Linked DNA regions of Homo sapiens: region 1 is linked to region 2. Evidence: chromatin loops called from intact Hi-C (ENCODE). Cell type or tissue: IMR-90. All regions are shown on one strand. Each heading gives the region's core, and the rest is flanking DNA. Links, peaks and the distances in the headings are about the cores only.

The links. Hi-C counts contacts between places; a loop is a spot of excess contacts. Peaks named below come from ENCODE experiments on the same cell type or tissue, not always from the same donor. Only the 100,000 strongest peaks of a DNase experiment are listed, where the experiment ranks them.
Region 1: a loop joins it to region 2, with 2.6 times the contacts of the local background. A loop is called at or near these places in 2 of 110 quality-filtered maps.

The regions. Positions count from the first base shown.
Region 1 is chr11:79,348,178-79,356,787 of GRCh38, reverse strand. All of the region lies in intron 1 of TENM4 (teneurin transmembrane protein 4), which reads left to right. Among named protein-coding and RNA genes, the nearest start is that of MIR708, 50 kb to the left of the region's middle. In IMR-90, for the core only: no CTCF peak of the experiment used is centred there; no DNase peak of the experiment used is centred there.
Region 2 is chr11:79,408,070-79,416,679 of GRCh38, reverse strand. All of the region lies in intron 1 of TENM4 (teneurin transmembrane protein 4), which reads left to right. Among named protein-coding and RNA genes, the nearest start is that of MIR5579, 9.9 kb to the left of the region's middle. In IMR-90, for the core only: no CTCF peak of the experiment used is centred there; DNase peaks (open chromatin) are centred at 1,069, 1,519, 1,879 and 3,209; H3K27ac peaks cover 1,394 bases.

The sequences.
Region 1 (8,610 bases), core at 310-8,309, 60 kb after region 2:
TAGGAATCATTCTGCAGATTTTTTTTTTTACCCAATACAATAACACTTCCATCATTTAGGACTAATAATAGTGATGATGATGATGATAATGACCTTGACTCATTTGTGAACACCATTTTTTACAAAGCCCTTTCGTTATCTATTATCTTTCTTGATCCTCTGAATGACCCCACTAGATAGATATTACAGGGCTAATTATTTCCATGTGATAAAGGAGAAACTGTAAGCCCAGAGGGCTTCTGTGGCTTAACCAGGGTCAAATGGAGAATAGAGTCAAGCTAGAAGCCTGAACAATTCCAGAAGTGGTCTTTCTCCTAAACTGTGCTGTAACCTAGCCCCACGCTGTAGTAGTAGTGGTGATGACTCTACACCAGGCACTGGGACAAACATTTCACATGAATGTGCTTGTTTGATCCTTACAGCCAGCCAGGAGGCAGATTCAATTAGTATCCCTTCTTAGTAGATGAGGAACTTGAGGGAGGAGAAGGTTGTCACTTGCCTAAGGCTACCCAACTAGTTGGGGGGACTTGATCCAGGGCTCCCCTCTTGACCACTACCCCACACTCTTGCAGAAGAGGTTTAAATATAGAAGGGAGAGAAGTTCTAGGTCCTCTCCTTGGATTCACGTCCAGATGCAAGGCAGGGATCTGCTGATGGGCACCTACACCTTGCATTCATCTTGCCCAGGTGATGGTCATCATCCTGACCACTGATGAGATCCACCACTGGGTGGCTCACAGTGCTACTGCCTGGGGTGAGTCTGTGGGCCCTCGAGGCAGTAGACCTAAGTAATATGAAAGAAGTTCTGCCTTGGGCCCCTCAAACCCCTGGGATAGGAAATGTGCTCCCATAAGAAGATCAGAGTAATTTTCATTTCTAATATCTTGACAAATACTGTATTGCATAAATTTGTTCCACTGAGGTTCCGTAATTTGTCACTGTGGTCTCATGTGTCAGTGTGAGCTGCAGCTCTATTAAAGCCAGCTAGCTATATGACTTTGGCTGAGGTACTTACTTTTCTAGTCTCAGTTTTCCTCTTCTGTAAAATGGGAGGCTGTGACATGTGTCTCACCATGCTCACATGATTTTGCTGCAGACTGTGAACAAAGGTTCTCTGAAAAGGAATTTGAGGGAAAGAGACTTTATTCCAGTGAACAGTTTGTATAATGGGAAGACATGGCCTTTGGTGTAAACAGAAGAAGGTGTGTTCCAGAGAACAGAGAGGGTTCAATTGTTTTGTTTGTTTGTTTGTTTGGAGATGGAGTCTCGCTCTGTCACCCAGGCTGGAGTGTAGTGGCGTGATCTCGGTTCACTGCAACCTCTGCTTCCCAGGTTCAAGCAATTCTCTTGCCTCAGCCTCCCGAGTAGCTGGGATTACAGGTGCCCACCACCACGGCTGGCTAATTTTTGTGTTTTTAGTAGAGACGAGGTTTTACCATGTTGGCCAGGCTGGTCTTGAACTCCTGACCTCAGGTGATCTGTCTGCCTCGGCCTCCCAAAGTGCTGGGATTGCAGGTGTGAGTCACCATGACTGGCTGAGGGTTCAAGTTTTATAGCAAAAGTTCTCACCTAAGTTCACAATCAAGTCTGTTCATGCAAATGAAGGATTCAAACTTGCTGAGTTTTGATTGGTCAACATGGCTGAGCCCTGATTGGTAAAGGCAGGTGAGCTCTAGTTGGTTCAAGTGAGCTCTGAAATTCTAAAAGTTAAAAAGGTTTGGCTTTGGTTTTTAGGGAACTCTTGTCAACAAATGGCTTCTTGGCTCTCTTTTAAATGTAGACCCAGTTAGCCGCTAGGGATCCATCTTGAAGGATTAGCTCTTTCAGGTTCACATTTGTTCACAACATCAAATAAAATCATACATATGGAAATTCTTCATAACCTACCAACACACTGCACACATAGAATATTATTTTATTCATGCCAGCTTATCTTTAGGATAGACTTAAACTTTTCAGACTTCAAATTCTTTTTTTGTTTGTTTGTTATTGTTTTGGGGCTTCTTTGCATATGACGTAGGGAGAATTATCACATATCTGTGCAACTTTAATTTTTCAGCAACACATAATCAGAAAAGGGATGGATTGAGGGTCTTTGTTTTATCCTCTGAAGCTACTGTATTTCAGACCTCTTTGGTACACAGGAACACTTAAGTATTTGGAGGCAGGCTGATGGGTCACCACTGAGTCTTTCTTTTCTAAGTAAAAATCACCAGCTCCTTCAACCACATTACTTATTTTAAGGTAGAGAAAAATATAAATTTAAGCTTTGAAGCAGACAGACCTGTGCTTGCATTCCTAGGCTTTTTGTATCTTTGTGTGACCTCTTTGAGCCTTGACATCCATTCTCCCTTGTTAAATGGCACCAAGTCCTTATGAGAATCAAAGAAATGAAATAAAATGCACTTGCAATAGAGTGCCACTCACCAAATGTTCATTTCCCTTGACTTCCTTCAAGATTCCCTGTAATGCATTAATCAGGACACTGGGTAGGGTTCATCAGCCAGCTCTGCCTTCCCCGAAGATCTCCGTGTCCTGTCCTGGAAACAACGTCAACTTAAAATAACGTTTATAATACAAGGATGCCATTCAGTGAGGGCTTACTATGTGCCAGGCAGAGTGTTAAGGACTTTTATGTAGCTTTCACTTTTTAACTTTATTCTCTATCTGGGCAATGTTATAAACTGACTTTGTAAGTGCAAAAACCAAGGTCACAACAAAAATAAACAATGGGTCTGCATTTAGCCTCTGCAGATGAAAAGCGGTGAGTCTAGGTTTTGCCCCAAAGATTGGCAAAATTCTTCTGTAAGACTCACAAAGTAAATATTTTGGGTTTTGCAGGTCATCTAGATTTTGTCACAACGACTCAGCTCTGTCTTATAGTGGAAAGCAGCCATAGAGGCTATGCAAATAAATGGACGTGGCTGTGTACCAATAAAACTACATAAATAAACAAAACCTGGCCAACTGGATTTGGCCTGCAGGCTTGAGTTTGCTGACCCCAGTGGTAAACCCTCTTTTTTTTTTTTTTCCTCCTTTTTCTTCTATTTTAATCACATATCTCTGGCTGGTTGATCATGAGTATATCCTTTGTAGCCTTTCTTGGCAGTGGATATATAAGCTATAAGCTATTTTTACAGCTTTTCTGATTTGCTTGATTGATTATAAGTGTTTTTCAGGTACCAAGCGTCACTTCAGACTCATTTGTAAACCATGATACATTAGAGATCGTCACACTTCTAGGATGGCATGTTTGTGGGGTGACAGATGAGGCTTAGGAAGTCTAAGCAGTTCAGAGTCTGGCTTGTCAGGTTCAAGGCGAAAACTATTTTTTTCCCCAAAAACCACGTTAAGAGACAGTCCAGAAATGAGATTGCTTAGGTCAGAAAGCCTTCCTGGACTTGACCATCAGGATGTAGTCTCTCCCTCTCTACAAATTATCAACCAGAAGCTGGGCTTTCCCTGTAAGATCTGTTTTATCAGATAGATTTAAAGGGAAGGAAAACCCCCCAAAGAAAACAATCTCAATTCAACTAAGACATAAGGTCATGGAATGTCAATGACGATCTGGTCCAGGAGGCAGATGGCCATCTTCCTCCAGCCCTCAGCAAGTATTTCTCATTGGTGCCTCGTGCTGGTTAAGCTTTGTTTTCCTGCCCCATAAGGTAAAAGTATTTAGGGCCCAAAGAGCCCTACATCCTTTCCCCCTGCCTGTCCCCCTACCTGGGAGACAGCTTTATCCCAACATTTAAGAAGTGATCTTGTTCATAAATTGCCAGCCTTGCCAATGAGGGTATCCGTCTGCCTGTGTCTCTCTGTCATTTTTCTGTCCCTGTCTCTGTCATTTTTCTGCCCCTGCCTCTTTCTCCGGCTCACCTCTCTTTCCCTCACACTGCCTTTTTATTTTCTACTTCTTAAGAAAGAACTTGGGCCTGGTGCACAGAAAGCCCTCAAAAACCATAATTTGTTGCGTCTCTTTTTGTGTCTCCCATCTGTCTGCCCTTTTGTCTCCCGCTCTCTTCCTCCCTTCTTCTCTGTCTCCTTTTTCTTCCCTTTGGAATAAATGCACAGAGGCCAGAGAGGAGGCTGCTATGGGACTCCACAGCTGGCCGGCAAAGAGAGCAAGGGGCAGAATTTTCCCCTTGCCTCTCTCGCCTGCCCAGGCCTGTCTGTTGGGAATGTCCCACTCCTAATCTTCCATGGGGGTCATGCACATCCTTCTGTCAGCAACTGGCACAAATCAATTTGCTGCAGGCAGTCATGCTCCGTGGCTCTCTCTGTTCCCACGATGTCACCCAGGCAGTGGTGTGAGGAGCCCATTTGGAAGGAGCAGGTCTATTGGGTGGGGGCTGGGCATGATTGGGGCAGCAGAGGGGAGGTCACTCTTGGCTCCATGGGAACCCAAAGCCTCTGTGGCTCTAGACGGTTGTGGTCTTACCCTTGCCTATGTGACTGGTGATTGTGTTTGGGTCAGGCATTCAGCTGAAACCAAGAGCTGGCTGGCAGTCAGGGTCACCCCTAACCATATGCCTCTCCTTCCTAGCCCTCAGTGCTCTCTGCTCCTTCCAGCCTTCTAATTCATTCTGGCAGCAGCAGGACAGGGAAAGGGTGAGACATTGGCATGTTTTGGAGATATTCAGGAACAAGACTCCAGAATTCAGTGCCAGCCGAATTATTTTTTCTTAGGTATTTACTATGCAGCACATATGTTTCCTGAATCTTTTATACATGTTATCTCTTTTCATTTTATGAAATAGGTATTATTATCTTGATTTTACAAATCAGAAAACTGATGTTTAGTTTGGATTTGAGGGGGCTGAGGAAATCAGGAACTAGAAGTGACTCCCAGTTTCATTTGTTTCCATGGCACCCAGCACGGGGCTCTTCACCTCCTTGGCTCCAATCTAGGCTTGTTGAACTGTTGCACTGAGTCACAAGTGATTAGGTAGATGATCATGCCCTCAACAGAAAAAAGGGATGTCAGAGGAGAAACAAGTTTGGGATGGAGAAGATGATTGGTCTGGATGTTTATTCCACAGAGATAGATTTATTTATTTATTTATTTATTTTTATTTTTTATTTGAGATGGAGTCTCACTCTGTCACCCAGGCTGGAGTGCAGTGGCGCAATCTCAGCTCACTGCAACCTTCGCCTCCTGGGTTCAAGCAATCTTGTGCCTCAGCCTTCTGAGTAGCTGGGATTACAGATGCCTGCCAATCACGCCTGGCTAATTTTTGTATTTTTAGTAGAGATGAGGTTTCACCATGCTGGCCAGGCTGGTCTCAAACTCCTGATCTCAAGTGATCTGCCCGCCTCAGCCTTCCAAAGTTCTGGGATTACAGGTGTGAGCCAACGTTCCTGGCCTCAACAAAGATTTACTGAGTATCCCCTCTATGGCAGGCACTCTCCCAGGCAGTGGGATAGACACTAAATAAATCAGACAAAAGTCTGTGTCCTTGTGGAGCTTGCATTCTAGTAAGGGAAGGCAGACAGCAACACAATCAGTGAGTAGATGATACCATATATGAGAAGGCAAGAGTGATAGGAAGAAAAACCAGGAAATAAGGAAGGTTGTGATGAGGAAGGCATGTCTATTGCAAATTAAAAGAGGGTAAGATTTGAACAAAGCCTTAAAGGATATCTCCTTTCAGGGGGAAAACCTTAAAAATACCTGCGGGAAAAGCATTCCTGGCAGACAACAGCAAGTATACAGCCTTGAGGTAGGCCCATGACTGGTGCACAGGAAGAAAGCGAAAAGGAAGGAGAGTATGGCCGGGGAGGTCAAGCAAGGAGGCGAGTAGGAAGGCAGTGAGGTCTGAGGGAGGTAGGGGAGGGGTCAGGCCACATAGAATCTTGGAGGCCAGTGTGAGGATTTAGCTTTTACTCAGAGAGCATAGAGGGTAATTGGAGGGTTCTGAGCAGAAGAATGACATGATTGATACACTTTTTAAAAAATCACTCTGACTGCTGGGTTGAGAACACCCTGAAGGGCGTGGTAGTTGGGAGCAGGAGCAGCATTAGAAATTAGAAGTTAGAAGACTGTGACAGGGCCAGGAGTGGTGACTTATGCGTGTAATTCCAGCACTTTGGGAAGCTGAGGTGAGAGGACCACTCGAGGCCAGGAGTTCGAGACCAGCCTGGGTGACACAGTGAGACCCCCATCTCTACCAAGGAAAAAAAAAAAGAAAAAATTAGCCAGGTATGGTGGTGCACACCTGTAGTCTTAGCTACTCAAGAGGCTGAGATGGGAGGATCACTGAAGTCCAGATGTTCGAGGCTGCAGTGAGCTGTGATTGTGCCACTGCACTGTAGCCTAGGTGACAGGGTAAGACCCTGTCTCAGGAAAAAAAAAAAAAAAAGCCAAGAAAGGAAAATAAAGAGGGCTGTGACAGTATTCTGGGCAAGAGATGATGACAGCACGGACTAAGGTGTTAGCAGTAGAGGTTGCTGGAATTTGCGTATGAGGTGCCTGGGTGGGAAAGACAAAGGTGATCCCTAGCAGTGGTCAGTATGGAGTTGGCAGCTAATTCGTGATTGTTGATTAAAAAGAAGAAAATCTGGGAGGTTGGAGACCTTTTTCTTAGTGTGTACTGGAGAAGCAGCCCCGTTCTGAAGCCCCATTCTGAAGACTTGGGATTTCTAACAGGAGGCACAGTTATGTGTGAACTTGTCTGATATTCCTCACTCGTCTGGAAGTTTCCTGAGGGCAGGGACTATGTCTGCTTTATCCCATTAGTCCCAGTGCCCAGCCCATGGGCCAGCACACAGTAAGCGATAGTAGGTGGGCAATGTGATAGAATGGGACACGAGAACTTGATCTCCACGCACTCTCCTCGTCCTCCGGTCTGGCTTCCTGGATCCAGACATGAGACTTGGCATTATCACAGGCTGGGATAGAGAGAGTATGAATTCTCCTCTAGGCCCTACTATCTAACTGCTTTGTGAGTCTGGACTGTGTTTCTGTATCTATAAATTGAGGTTTCAGATATTTATTCAGCAATATTAATAATCTCTGCCTGGATTGCATTCCAGAGAGAGCTTTCCTGGCCACTCAAAACAAGTCCCCTAACTCTCTCTCCCCTTTCCCTGCCTTATTTTTTCCACAATACCTGCCAATATCTGAAAACATTGTCTGTAGGTGTACATGTGTGTGTTGCATTTATTGCCTGCTAGAGCATAAACCCCATAAAAGCAGAGGTTTTTTTCTGTCTTATTCACTGCAAAACCTCTGGCACCTGGAATGGTGTGTGCTACATAGAAAGTGCTAAATATGTATTTATGAACGAAGGAATGATTGATTGATTGATTCTGGGGACTCAACAATATGTAGAAATGTGCTTTGCAAACCACAAAGGGCAAAGCAAATGAAAGGTGTTCAGCTATTATTATAAATCTGCTGCACACTTTAGCATAGTTTTAACTCCTCCCACAGCATTTTCCAAGGAAACGTCGGTGAAATCTTTTTTTTCTATTTGGGTTTTCTTCAAAAAGAAGAATTCTGACAACCTAATTTAAGAGACTTCCTAGGTGTGGAACTCAGTGATGGATCCTCATCTCTTAGCAACCTCACATAGGAGCTGCTCACCAGGTAAATGGGGTGACAATTTCAAGTGGGTGTGCTCAGTGTCAGGGATGAGACATGTGATAGGAGGAAGGATGAGACCTTCCCCAGCCGGTGGAGGGGAACAAACCTAAAGCAGGAGTCGGGACCCTGGTATTGTAGTCCTGGGCAAGCCATTCCCCTTTGAGCCTCCTTTCCTCCATACAGTGAAGGGGCTTGGCAAGATCCCTTCCAGCTCTAGCATTCTATGATTGGCATTTCCAGTTAGGCACTTCGATAAAAACGATCATTTATTGGGCAAGTCCCTGTGTGAAGCACTTTATTTGTAATATTCCATCTAATCCTAATTTTAAATCTGTAAGATAGGATTATAATTATCCCCATTTTCTGGATGAGGAAACTGAGGCATAGAGAAGATAAGGTCACTGTTCACATGGGCTGCCATAACAAAATACCATAAATTGGGTGGCTTAAACAACAGACATTTATTTTTCACAGTTTTGGAGGTTGGAAGTCCAAGATCAAGGTGCCAGCCAATTGGGTTCCCACTGAAGACCTTCTCCCCAGCTTGCAGATGGCCTTTCTCTCTTCCTCTTCTTATGAAACCACTAATACCATCATGAGTGTCTCACCCTCATGACCTAATCTAACCCTAATTACTTTCCAATAGGCTAGTGTCCAAATACCATCACAGTGGGGGTTAATTCAACAATGAATTTTGTGAAGATGCAATCATTCTGTCTGTAACTATTGCATAGCTAGCAAGTGATAGAACCAAAACTTAACTGTGATCAGTAGCTGGAATTTTGACTCTGAGGCATCTTGTATGATCCCTGTGTTTTGGTATGGGATACCAATGAAGGAGATTCTGCTGTGTTGGAAAAGTTCTTTGGGAGGCAACCGGTGTTTGCTATGAGTGCCACCTCCATACAGTTGGGCACCATGGCAGTACTGCACACCACTATATCCTCGGTGTAGCCTTATACCAGAACGTGAAAGATATTCAATCAGTGTCTATTACATAAATGAACAGATGGCTCTGTTAAAAG
Region 2 (8,610 bases), core at 158-8,157:
TGGAAACCCGGATCTTAATACCATCTCGTTAGGTTGTTATGAGGGTGAGATGATACAGTGCATGTAAACCTCTTAGCATCATATCTGTCACATAGTAGGGTTGTACCTTAATAAACAGAAACCAGTAATGTTAATTTTACCAAATTTTTATGTTATAGCTGAAGAGTTTCTTTTGTCAAAAAAGAGGCACATGAAAGAATGCTCAGTATCATTAGTCATTAGAGAAATGAAAATTAAAACCGCCACAAGATACCACTTCAAACCCACTCGAATGTCTAAAATTAAAAAGACTGACCATACACGTGTTGGTGAGGATATGGAGCAACAGAAATGTAAAAGGAGACTACTACTTCAGAGAACAGCTTGGCAGCTTCTTAAAACCATAAATACATACCTACCTTGTGACCCAGCCATTCCACTCCTAGGTATTTACCCCAGGGAAGTGAAAGCGTATTGAGATACAAAGACCTGTACAAGAATGTTTGAGGCACCTCTATTTGTAATAGCCAAAAATTGTAAGTCACCCAAATGTCCATCAACAGGTGAATGGATAAACACATTGTGGTATATCCATAAAATGGAATGTTAATCAGCAGTGAAAAAGGAATAAATTCTTGATTAGCCCAACAACATGGATCAATCTCAAAATAATTATACTGAGTGGAAAAAGCCAGACTCAAAAGCATGTATACTGTATGATTCCTTTTATGTTAAATTTCACAAATTGCAGAGTAATCTATTGTGATAGGAAGCAGGTCAGGGGTTGCCTGGAGAGGGTGAAGGGGTGGGAGGGATTATCAAGGGGGATGGGGAAATTTGGGGGATGATGTGAATATGGTTACTATTTTGATTGTAGTGGTGTTTTCACAGTTGTATACTGATATCAAAACTCATCAGGTTGTGCAATTTAAACATGTACAGTTTATTGTATATCAAATATAGCTCAATAAAGTATGTTTAAGTTAATGTTCAGTACAAGGAAAGACAAATCACATCCTCATGCTGGAGTTTGTTTACAAGATGATGAGTTCTCTTCAGATGCCACCACAGTGAGTGGAGTTTGACTCCCAGCCCCAGCACTCACTGTCACCTTGGGCAAGCTACTTAAGCTCTCTGAGCTGCAGCTTTTCCATATGAAAGTGGAGATGGTAAACCTACATCACATCATTCCTGGGGCCTTTGAAGGAGTTAATATACATAAAGCCCTGAGCACCGAGTCTGACCTATAGTGGATGACCCAAATGCTTGTCTATAATGATAGCATTATTTATTATTTTCAGGTATGCGGAATACTTAAATACCCTAAACCACCTGTAAACGAATGAAAATTCACGTGAGTCAACCTGGGTGAAAACCAAAATGCACTTTACTTCCTTGGGGGCATAGACATGAGTGCTTCCAAAGTGCTCTGAAACAGTTTGTTCTTTTTGGTTGATTAAACATGCTTTAATTTCACAGATCCCAGTTCTGTTCAGCAGACATTCTTTGAGGATTGGAAGGACTTCCCAAAGGAAGTGACTAATCATAGAATCTTAGAATCGGACAAGAGAGAGACAGTCTTAATGCAACCCTGTCATCTTACAGACATGGAAACAGAGGCTGAGGAAGAAAGGTGCCTTGTCCAGGGCTGCAAAGTGGTGGGGTGAAGAGGGAACCGGCCTCCTGGCCCCAGTCAGCATGCTTGCCCCTGCACCACGAGGCCTCTCCCCTAAGCCAGGCCGCTTTCCACAGATAGAACGGTGGCAAGGTCAGCTGAGGCCGTGTCTAAATGATCAGAATTAATGGATTCTGAATGAATGAGGTTTTCTGCCCGAGTTTTAGGTTCAAGGAGCTCAGGAGGCACCCGGCCAAGGTTTTGACATTTTTTGCCCATGATTCAGGCAGGGCTGCTTGGTTGGGTTCCATGTCTCTGCTCAGCCCCTCTCTCTGTGATCTGTGTTTCAGATCCATTTATATAAGACAGCTTTGGGAATTACTGTTTTAAAAAAATGAAAAAGCAAGTTGTGTTTTTTTTGCTTCTGCCATAACATATAGGGCTCAAAGAGTTACATCTGTTTCCAGTGGCCAGCAACTTGGAACAGTCCACTCTTAGAGGCCCAATTCCAGAAGACTGGCACAGAAGAAGCTTTCGGCAGCAGGTTGATACCCTTCTCGAGTTTGAGTTGGCATGTTTTACTTGTCAGCATAGGCAGTAATAAGGCATATTCAGATGGCATCTCTATAGCCACTCTTTCTTCTGGTCCTTGGACCAATACTCTGGGATTGGGAGGCAGGATGATTACAGTCCCTTGTCACAGTGTGGAAAGTGAGACTCAGGTTAGTTCAGTGGCTTCTCAAGATCACCAGCTACTGTGCAGCAGAGGTTGAATCCAGGTCTTCCAGTGCAGAGTCGAAAGCTCTTTTTACTATTCCAGGCCAGCTATTCTGGGATGTCTCTTAGGGCTTTGACTTTGAAGGAAGTGCTTTTCCAGTGCGTGCATGTGCATGTTTGTGTGCGTGTGTGTGTGTGTGTGTGTGTGTGTACACATGTGTGTATATGTGTTCATGTGTGTGTGAGTGGAGTTGCAGGGCAGGACCAAGGGATCTGTCTCCCTTTGAGAGCAAAGTCAAGTTGAATTTTGAGGTATAGAGATAAATTATACGTATCTTGTGTTTCTGTTACTCTTTTTTTTTCTGTTCTTAATATAGGGTACATGAATAAGCTCCATGCAGAGCCACAAGGAATTGATCTTTCTTTTTCTTAAAATATTTGCCGTCTATGACTTATCAGTGTGTGCATGCATATGTGTAGATATATATTTTTCTCCTTTTTTTTGCAGACATGATTCTTTTTTACATACTTTAGCATGCCACTTCTAAAAGCAAGGACATTCTTCTACATAACCACAATATGATGTTTATTCCTAAGAAAAGTAATAATAATTTACAGTTATCATCTAACTTCTAATCCATATTCAGATTGCCCCAATTGTTCAAAAATGTTTTTATGGCTTTTTTTTTCTCCTAAACTAGGATACAAACAAGATTTATGCATTACATTTGGTTGGTATGTTGAACCAACATTCCTAATAAGCAGTTTTCATGAGCTAGAATCATCTGCAAATTAGAGTGAAACAACCCTCTCCAGCTGAGGCAGCTGTTAGGGGCTGGCCGTGAAGGTCTCATGGGAACCTTGTGTCTTCTCTCTCATGTCTGCTGACCAATCAGTAGGAGGAGCTGGACTCTCTGTGTCAGGATGGAGCGTGCCAGGGAGGCGGGGAAAGGGAAAGGCAGAGCTGCCTAGCTTCTTGCTGGAAAAGGCTATGGAGTCCAAGGAGCTGAAACCTGCAGTCCACAGCCAGCTTCTTAGGAAGCAGGGAGTTTTCCCAAAGGAGTGGTGCGCAGCCTGGAGTGTGAGCCTGTAGACACCTTGGGAACTGGGGACAATTGCTGGGAGATTTGGGAATCCTATGTGATGAAATGAGGGCAGATTTGGAACACAAGGTGCCCAGAATGTGTGTTTTTACTCTGACTTCATTTTCTGATTCTCATTCTATTTTTTGGTTACAGCCCTTTGAAAATGAACCTGCCCTTGTGGACATAAATAAATAGGTTTTTATTTGCAGTAGCCTGATTTGATGGCCTTTAGTTATTACCACATCATTAGGACATGCTGTAACTAATGCTTCACAAAGGTACCCACCATGGGTGCCTCTAGCACCTGCCCTTGCCTTTGTTATGTAGTGACTCATATCTGTGTCTGCCTTCCTTTCTGGACTGAGTGTTGTCTAGTTCCATTCTTAATACTGACACAGTGCCTGGCTGTGGTGCAAAGAAGATGCTCATGGAATAGGCTGCAGTGATCCAGAGTTGTAAGACAGAATGTTATGGGAGCAGATAGGAGAAGAAAAAATAAATGAATGAATGGATGCATGCACGAAAACATGATAATCAGGAGTGTTTTCCAAGAGGTTAGTAGTTGGAAGTTACTGGGAGATGGGATGAGTATTTATTTGATACATATTTATAAAGTATTTTTATGCCATAGTGCTGTTTTAATCACTTTATAAATAATGAATTTAATTTTCTTACAAACCTAGGAAGTAAGGACTGTTACTTTTCCTACCTCGTATGTGAGGAAACCAAAGCATAGACAGGTTAGGTGACTTATCCAAGGTCACATGGGTAGTAAGTTGGAGCTGGGACTTGATTCCAGATAATTCAGCTCTAGAGTCTACTGTTAGCCACCTCACTCTGTGTGGAATGGGGTTGGGTGTTCCAAAGTCAGGGAAATCACTTGGTAACTGGTGGACCCCAACTGTCTTACGAGGGCTGTCGCTAAGGCTGTCCTGGGCTTACAGACAACAGAGGGTCTGTCACCCAGCTGGGCCATCATGAGGGAGCTGGCCATCTTTGCCATTCCTGGGGCCTGACATCTCACAGCCTGTTGGTTATCCTTACGTGGCAGGCTTTCAGTGATGCGGATGCTTCTTGAGAATGCTCTTGGGCTTTACCAACCGGCTAACTTGCTAGCAGAGCTGGGAAGGCTGTGTCCTCTTGGGGTGTTCGGGAGGGCTCCTGAGCTGTCCTGGTGGTGGCACCCAGTCCATGCCAGGCCTGGCCACCAGGGCCTGACTTCTAACAGGAAGGCTGAGCCAGTGCAGCTCTGTGGTTGTGGCTGAGCCAAGCATCAGTGCTCTGCTAGACTCCTTTGTGAAGCTGGAGTCAGGAATATCGGCTCCCACTACCATAGAATTTCCTCTTGAAGATGAGCATTTGTTGATGTTTAATAATGTTGTTCAGTGGTTTGAATTGCTGCCCAATACTTGTCTTCACACATTGACAGAGCTGAAATAGGACTATCAGAGGAGTAGCCTTCTAGAGTTGGAAGAGAAGTGAAACATCCCATCCACTCTGTTAAGGCTTTGATCACTTCCATTGAACAAATTCTTCCTGAGCTTACAACTGTGCCTGGAGATGAGATAGAGGAAACCAAAAACCAAAAACCCCAAAACCTCAAGGAGCTTGCAATCTGTTGGATGTCCCTCTTTCCAGCTTTTGGTGGAAAGAAAGACTGGAGGGAGAAGGGCTGTAGCAGAAGAGCACCAAGAAGATGCAATAAATGACAAGGGGGAAGAGAGGAAGGCTGCAGCGCAAGGCCAGGAGGGTGGTGTAGCCTAAGTGCAGCATAGGCTTTACAGACCTAGTCCTGATTCTTGCTTCTACTGCTTACTTGCTTCACGCTGGAGAGCAAATCGCTTCTATCATGTTCTGAGTCTCAGTTTTCTCAACTGTAAAATGGGCTAATAATACCCCCTGGAAGAGTTTGTGTGGGATAGTGCCTAGGGCATTGTATTAGTTATCATCAAACAAAAGCAAGGGGAGAGCCATTTAGCACAAGGGTTTATATTGCTACACATCTCAGCAGGCTTTTAGGACAATACTCAGTCACAGCCACTGTGGCCTCTAGATTTCTAGGGAGCCTAATGAAAATACCATGGCCTGGGGAAGATCAAGGGTTCAGGAGTCAGGCAGTCTGTGTGTCCTACTAGCCCAGAAGCTTTAAACTTACCCTCTCTGAGCCTCACTTTTCCTATCTGTGAAATGGCCAAGTAGCCTGGATAGAAGGGCCAGGATCTACCACATGGAAGCAGAAAGTACAAGCTAGTAGAGAATATGGGTGCTGGCCCTGTAATGAGTGACCATATCCACTTGAGTGTGTGTTTGTATGTGTGTGTGTGTGTATGTGTGTGTAGAGGGGCACAGGGATGATTAACAAGGACAGAGGTAGGCCCGACATGGAGAAAGGTTCTCAAAGAACCCTCCCTGTAGAGTACAGGACTTACTATGGAGGTTTAGAGAGAAGGTAAGTGAAAGAAACGGGCAAGCAAGAAACTCACACTTATTAAATGCCTACCACGTACCAGGCACTTCACATCTCCTAAGCTCCTAGCCTTCACTGTAAACCCATCAGGCAGGCAATACTATTCCTAATTTTGAGATGGCCTCAGGAAAGGTCAGAGAAGGCAAATAAATTGCCCAAAGTCACAGCTCTTTGAATTCCAAAACTCTTTTCATATACACTTCTCTGCCTGTTCATACATATGTGTTAGGACAGGACTATATTCTGGGAAAAAGATGGAGTTGATATCAAGTGATAATAGTGTAATTCCTGTTTATAGAAACAATTGTAGGAGGAAGCCATTTCAAAGTGGTCATTTAGTCAGTTAATATGTATTGAGCCCCAGTCAGGCACAGTTCTAGGTGATGGGGATGCAGTAGAACCAGTCTCTCTGCCCTTGTGGAGAACTGAGAAGAGGAAACAAGTAAGTTCAGAAAGTGATCAGAGAGGAAATTAAACAGTGTGGTATGATGGAGCACTGGAGAGGTGCTGGGGACCTTAGATATTGTCTTAGTTTGGGTTCTTCCTAAAGCCCTGAGAAAAGGATTTGAGTGTAGGTAACAATTTGCAAGGTGATTCCAGGAAGCCTGCTGAGAAAGTAAGGAAGTGAAATGGGAAAGGAAGGGAAGCTAATAGAGCAAGCTTGTCCAACCCGCAGCCTGCAGGCTCCATGAAGCCCAGAATGGTTTTGAATGCGGCCCAACACAAATTCGTAAACTTTTTAAAAACTATGGGTTTTTTTGCTATTTTTTTTCTAGATCATCAGCTATCATTTTAGTGTATTTTATGTGTGGCCCAAGACAGTTCTTCTTCCAGTGTGGCTCAAGGAAGCCAAAAGATTGGATACCCCTGTAAACAGAGGGTAATTTAATGATTAGGTTACCACTGTGGGCAACTAGAGCTCATTCCTGCTGGGACCCTCAGAGGGACACTGACACATTTGCTGGACTATTGTTCCATCAGGGGCCAAGAAAGCTGGGGTATGTATCCACCTACAGATGTTCCTCATTGGTTGTGGAGCCTCCACCTCCAGAGAGTCCCAAAGCAGAGAAATATGTGTCTGACTTGAGTTAGGAAGCATTTATGGAGTGGAAGCAGTCTATGGAGGCTGCAGGTGGGTTGAGGGCATCCGTAGTGTCTGCTACAGCTGGTGTGCGTGGTCAGGCAGACTGCATTTGAGCTGAGACCTGGACTAGAGGGGGCAGCTATGGAGCAGCCAGAATGGTTCCGGGGGGGCTATTCTTCCACCCTCCTTCATGGGAACCTGCAGCTCCAAGAGTTAAAGTGCATCAGCAAAGGCGCAGCTGGTGAAATTCCCTAGCCACGCTGGATTCCTGCCGCCCCTCATTCCATTTTAACCCTTCTCCACTGGGTCACACAAATATGCCTCACTCTTATGAACCTGTGAATAGCCTTAGAAATGTATGCCTCATCAGATGATTTCAGTCCTGCTCTATGCCCCAGAATCTACCTTTAAATGCTTTAAACACTCCTAAACAGCTCTAAAATGTGCCCAAGTGTTCCCACCACTCTACCACACAGCTATTTTTAGCTCCAATGCCAATTTCTATTCCTTAGTATAATCTTTTTTTTTTTTTCTGGAAGAGAAGCTCACAACAAAATTTATCTCTACAGCTTATTCTAAAACCACTAACTCTCACGCATGTGCGTGCGCGTGCACGCACGCGCGCGCGCGCACACACACACACACACACACACACACACACACACACACACAAAATATCCCTCATAGACAACACTTTATAATTCAGGCAAAGGAAGACCAAAAGGAGAACTTAATACTTCTTATTTATTCCATTCAACAGTAAAGTGCCTTAAAAAGGCCATGCAATTATATTGTTATGTGATAATTATTAATTCTGCTATGAGCTTCCACTGAGCCCAGATCCCATCAAGCACCTCTAATTTTGCCTACAAGTCCTTCTGTACCACCTGATGGGTGCTGGGAAAAGAGCTGCCCTTCTCAACTCCTGGCATTTGGCTTTGATGGGTTTCCACTGCATATGCCTTCCTTTTTCATCAGCCACCATTTTCTAACATCTTTATGCATAAAAAAGACAAACTTATTGGGAGGAAATATCACAATCCCCCAAAATGCAATTTTCTTCCTTTCCATCTCCAATAAAGCATGTAGTGGAAAAGTTATTAGACATTTTTCCTAGTGGATTGTTTGTCAATAATATTAACAAAGCCAGTGTGTTGAATACCTGTATATGCCAGGTATTTGGGAGATTATTACAGAGGTTACATATTCTTGTTTAATGTAATCCTCAAAACGATTTTATTCAATAGTGATATTCTCTTTTTTAGATAAGTAGCTCTGCCTCTGTGACTTGCACATAAAGCAAATGGAAAAATCAAGGTTCCGACCCAAGTCTGTCTAATTCTAAAGCCCACGAACTCATAACCTGGCGTTTCTCTAAGTGTGGTCTCCGGACCAGCAGCATCAGCTTCACCTGGGAGCTTGTTAGAAATGCAAATCTTGGCCAGCATCCAGTAGAGTTTTTCCTAAGTTTTTCTCTAGGATTTTAACCAAAAGGAAAAGAAAAGGAAAGATGGCTGGGCGCAGTGGTTGGCCCAGCATGGTGGCTTACACCTGTAATCCTGGCACTTTGGAAGGCCAAGGTGGGCAGATCACTTGAGGTCAGGAGTTCGATACCAGCCTGGCCAAAATGATGAAACCATGTCTGTACTAAAAATACAAAAAT